2 separate regions of the Homo sapiens genome follow, and region 2 is linked to region 1. The links are chromatin contacts, found by POLR2A ChIA-PET in ENCODE. All regions are on one chromosome and are shown on one strand. The core of a region is the stretch at or near the end of the contact, and the rest is flanking DNA. Distances in the headings are between cores, read along the strand shown.

Region 1 (2,700 bases), core at 77-2,576:
TTTCTAATCTTGTGGCTAATTATGTCAGGCCTCTGAGCCCAAGCCAAGCCATCATATCCCCTGAGACCTGCACGTACACATCCAGATGGCCGGTTCCTGCCTTAACTGATGACATTCCACCACAAAAGAAGTGAAAATGGCCTGCTCCTGCCTTAACTGATGACATTGTCTTGTGAAATTCCTTCTCCTGGCTCATCCTGGCTCAAAAGCCCCCCCACTGAGTACCTTGTGACCCCCACTCCAGCCCGCCAGAGAACAACCCCCCTTTTTCCTTTACCTACCCAAATCCTATAAAACGGCCCCACCCCATCTCCCTTCGCTGACTGTCTTTTCGGACTCAGCCCGCCTGCACCCAGGTAATTAAAAGCATTATTGCTCACACAAAGCCTGTTTAGTGGTCTCTTCACACGGACGTGCATGAAAGTTAGTCCTACAAAGACAGACTGGTCTCCACGCAAGCAAGGGTTTTTTTCCAGAAAGTGCTATTGTCAATTTTGTTGGTTCAGAGTTTAAACTATAAACTAAATTCCTTCCCAAGACTAGCTCAGCCTACACCCAGGAATGAACAGACAGCTTAGAGGCTAGAAGCAATGTGGAATCAGTGAGGTCTGACCTTTTTCACTGTCATAATTTCCTCAGTTATGATTTTTGCAAAGGCAGTTTTGTAATGCCTAACCTTGTTTTTACTAACCCTGTTTTTAGACTCTCCCTTTCCTTTAATCACCTAGCCTTGTTTCCACCTGAATTGACTCTCCCTTAGCTAAGAGAGCCAGGCAGACTCCATCTTGGCTCTTTCACTGGCAGCCCCTTCCTCAAGGACTTAACCTGTGCAAGCTGACTCCCAGCACATCCAAGAATGCAATGAACTGATAAGATGCTGTGGTGAGCTATATCCGCAGTTCCCAGGAATTCGTCCCATTAATAACGCCCGATTAATAACGCCCAAAGCCCCGCGTCTATCACCTTGTAATAGTCTTAAAGCCCCTGCACCTGGAACTGTTTACTTTCCTGTAACCATTTATCCTTTTAACTTTTTTGCCTACTTTACTTCTGTAAAATTGTTTTAACTAGACCCCCCCCTCCCCTTCTAAACCAAAGTATAAAAGAAAATTTAGCTCCTTCTTTGGGGTCTAAAGAACTTTGAGCGTTAGCCGTCTCTTGGCCGCTGGCTAAATAAACAGACTCTTAATTCGTCTACAAGTGTGGCGTTTTCTCTAACTCGCTCAAGTACAACAGTTTCAGTCTGACACCTTTAAAAGTCTGAAAGTGTAACCACCTGATGGGTTCGTCCTGCCCACTGCACAGGCAAAACCAATTCACTGAGACCACAGCATTGCAATAAAGAAAGAGTTTAATAGATACAAGGCTGGCCACGCCACGTGGAAGACTGAATTATTACTCAAATCAATCTCCCTGAAAAATTCAGAGGTTAGGGTTTTTAAGGATAGTTTGGCAGGCCAGGGAGCCTATTTCTGGGTGGGGCCACATGACCAGGTGGCAGAGATCAGCAGGTCTCAGTGGAGCCATTGGTTCATCGTTAGTCAGAAATGCAAAAACCTGAAAAGATATCTCAAAAGACCAATCTTGGCTGTGCGCAGTGGCCCATACCTGTAATCCCAGCACTTTGGGAGGCCAAGGTGGGAGGATCACCTGAGGTCAGGAATTCGAGACCAGCCTGACCAAAATACTAAAATTAGTATTAGCCTACTAAAAATACAAAATTAGCCGGGCATGGTGGCACATGCCTGTAATCCCAGCTACTTGGGAGGCTGAGGCAGGAAAATGACTTGAACCTGGAAGGCGGAGGTTGTGGTGAGCCGAGATCGCACCATTGCACTCCAGCCTGGGCAACATGAGCGAAACTCTGTCTCAAAAACAAAAACAAAACAACAACAAAAGACCAATCTTAGGTTCTATTAGGTTGGTGCAAAATAATTGCAGTTTTTGCGATTAAAAGTAATAGTGATGTTATCTGCAGGAGTAACTGGGAGAGTTGCAAATCTTATGACCTCCAGCATAATGGCTGGTAATTGTTTATGTTTACACCTTAGAATTCAGCCTGCTCACATCCTCCTAACCTGGTAGTCTCTCATTAGCTTTACAAAGGTGATTTAGTTTTGGGTAAGGGTTATTATCATTTAAACTATAAACTAAATGTCTCCCAAAGTTAGGTTGGTCTAAGTCCAGGAATGATTAAGGGCAGTTTGAAGGTTAGAGGCAAGATGGGGTTGGTTAGGTCAGATCTCTTTCACTGTCATAATCTTCTCACTGTTAGAATTTTTGCAAAGGTGGTTTCAAAAGAAACATTTATCATCTATTCTGAGGACTGCTACCTGTGAGGTTTCATCTGCATAACAAGACCACCTTTGCTAGTCAGGCCTCCTCCCCCTCCCAGAACCTGTTTTGCCACAACCAAAGCCCCCATTCTTTCTGGAACCTCAAGATGACATACAAGCTTCAGAACCCCATTGCATGGTAGGGATAATCACTCTGTGGTTCTCTCCCATATGCACGCTAATAAATTTGTATTCCTTTTCGCCAATAAATCTGCTATTGTTAGTTGATTTTTCAGCAAACCTTCAGAGGGTAAAGGGCAAGTTTTACCTTGGCCCCTGCAGTTTTGGCGCTGTGAGTAGGATACCAAAGCTCTGCTCTTCTGGAAGCTGCAGTCATGGGAACTCGGGACCCGATGAGAGAGAA
Region 2 (2,700 bases), core at 173-2,672, about 13 Mb before region 1:
TCCGTATTTAAAAATCTTTTATCCTTGTTTTGCTTAAAGTATTACAATAAGCCCTGGATTTTTCACAGTTACACTTGTATATTTTCACAGCTGTTTTAATCAGAAAAAATTAATGTGCTTTTGATAGCTCAGAAATCTATCACTGGCAAAAGCTTTGCAAAGATGTGCTATGGAGCAGAGTGGAATCCTCAACATCATACATTTTACTGGCTATTTGAAATTCATAGAATTTCCCCTAAATATTTTCTTTTGCAATTCTTGCCTAAATTAATCTAACAGCTCGGGCTGACATCTTTGATAATCTCTTTTGTTATGAATGCAGGGATTGTTATTGTTAACGTTCTTTGGTAACCCAATGTGAACTGTCTGTTACTGGAGGAAAATACAATTGCTATTTTTGGGTGTATTGGAAGCATTTACTAAAATAAAATATATGCCATAATGGATAGGCAGGACTGGTACTCTCGTTGGTGGCTTTATAGTTACTGGCTTAACCAAGGTGCTCCCCTGGATTTTCACCAGCAGCTCATAAAAGAACTTGACTTTTGCTTTTCAAGGTCTGAGACTCATACAGATCCATGGACACTGCATCTCGGGCATGGTGACAGCACATGGCCTTGGACCCAAATGCTGGGTACACATCATTCACTGGGCAAGAGAGGGAACTAGGAGTAAAGTTCCTGGCAGCATGTCAACAACACCAACACCAAAAATAATTAAAAAAACAAAGCAATACAAAAACAACTTGCAACAAGGGAAGGGAAAGATGGGAAAGGAACAAAAGAGATGAACAAAAGTCTCCATTTGCCCAGGTTTGCCTGGCAAAGAAGAGGCTGGTTTCAAGGGGAGGGGGAATCAGTGGATTAATGTGAACTTTAATACCGAAGCAGTGTGTGTTTATTGCTGGTGACCACAAGACATAAATCTTGCAAGCACAATATACAATGCGATGCAGCCCCCAGTTTTTTTTTTCCATCTCCAGTCTCAATTTGTGTGTAAGTGTGTGTTAAGTGCTGGTGAAAAATAGTGACCTTTAATAAAGGATTGTATCCTGTGACTATTTTCCCAGACACACAGTGACCTTTCAAACCAGACTGAGGTGAGGGGGTGTGGAGTTTGGACTTTGAACCGGCCAGACCCCGCTGCGCTCCTCTGTTAGCCTGGCCACTTTTTATTGTGTCACCAGGGAGCATTCTGTATGCAAAGCAGGCTGGGCTGGCAGCCTGAACCTTTGCAAATCAATTTGTCTGTGAAGGCGAGTCCACTGGAGTGAAAGATGGTCTAACAGGGCACACTGCCTCCTCTCTTTGTGACATCATCGCCTGTGGTACTCTTGTCAGTCATGTCTGCCCAAAGGACAGTTGGAAAGGGGGGCCATGCTGGGGAGGGGGTGAAAGGGTGGGAGGGGTTAATCCTCATGACCAACTGTGGCCTGAGAGACAAGGGGCATTCTTCTTAAGAGGACAAAGCTGGGGGGTGGATGATCTGCCTGGCTGGGAGGGTGTTGGGGGAGGGCACCATTCACTTTCAATATTGTTGCCTGGCTGTAGAAGCCAACCCTACTGTTTTTTCTCTCTTCTGGGTCTAGGTATTGTTACAGGAAGGGATCACTATCTCTTTTGGACCAAGAGAGTGTCAGGTCCTAAGGAAATGTTGAAGGTCATAGTAGCAAGAAGGTTCACACCTGCCAACGGAGCTGGCACCCATGAACTCTAACTTTTGACTATTTACCATTAAAGACCTTGAGCTACAATCCCATCTCATAGCAAACCTTTTCATAAGGGTTAATATTATTATTGATTTCCTTAAGTCTTTCCAACATCCACGACTGTGCATTAATCAGTAGCTAAAAAGACCAGAAAAGACAGAAAAATTTAACTACTTTGTTCCCTAATTCAAATTTCTTCAAGAAGTCCTTCTAAAGATATGGAACTCCTGCATTTTTCATAAAACAGTGGTTAGATCAATTTCCGTGTAAGCAATGAATCATCTTTATACTTCACAAAAGATGGGGAGCAAAGTTTGACTTACCAAAGAAAGGCTGACTGATTAGTCTCTGGGTGAACAGTCTGGTGGGAAGACCACAGATTCCTGACCCCTGCACAGGTTTAACATGAAGCCCTCCAAGGAACCTTTCAGAACTGCAGCAATGACTTACGGTGGCTTCAGAGTGGGGTGAGCTTGAGTTCTAATCCTTGCTCTATCACTTATCAGATTATGAGAACTTCGGCAAGTTACCGACCTCTTTAAGCCTTGGTTTCCTCATCTATGAAATGGGGATAAGGCATATTTACCGTATGGGGTTTTTGTGAGAATGAAGAGTTCAGATGCTTGCACTGCTTGGCAGAGTGCTGGCATGTAGTTACCTTCCATAAGCGGCAGCCCTGGTAATAATATCATAAGTGATGATTATTGAGGTTGGGTACTAAACAGGATGTTGTTGTCTACAGATAGATGAAGGATAATTCAGGTTTTAAATAGCTTTATCATCCATGAAGCACTTGTTTCAACTTAAAGATCCTGGACGTTTGAGGAGAAGTTGTGTTTTATTTTGCAAATTGTCATATTGGATTTAAGATGATTGACATGTGCATCATATATATGTAGCATCATATATATGTATACACACATAGAAATATATATTTGTGCTATGCACACATCATTTTTTTCCTGACTACCAAGCTATTTTCAGTTATAACC

Evidence for each region. ChIA-PET counts read pairs that join two places held with the same protein, here RNA polymerase II (POLR2A).
Region 2: POLR2A ChIA-PET joins it to region 1 with 17 read pairs in OCI-LY7. The contact joins two enhancer-like sites. POLR2A ChIA-PET finds 5 or more read pairs at or near these places in 2 of 52 experiments (B cell and OCI-LY7).

Annotation. Positions count from the first base shown.
Region 1 is chr2:47,696,002-47,698,701 of GRCh38, reverse strand. It overlaps a transcript of MSH2 not described here. Among named protein-coding and RNA genes, the nearest start is that of MSH6, 86 kb to the left of the region's middle. RefSeq lists enhancers at 1-359, 1,449-1,992, 1,993-2,537. Within about 2 kb of position 1,326, at least 2 of the 41 ENCODE cell types and tissues checked have a DNase peak (open chromatin) inside an H3K27ac peak, as active enhancers do; they include B cell and OCI-LY7, where a contact is called at or near this core.
Region 2 is chr2:60,315,098-60,317,797 of GRCh38, reverse strand. No RefSeq gene overlaps it. Among named protein-coding and RNA genes, the nearest start is that of MIR4432, 71 kb to the left of the region's middle. RefSeq lists an enhancer at 1,592-1,641. Within about 2 kb of position 1,422, at least 4 of the 41 ENCODE cell types and tissues checked have a DNase peak (open chromatin) inside an H3K27ac peak, as active enhancers do; they include B cell and OCI-LY7, where a contact is called at or near this core.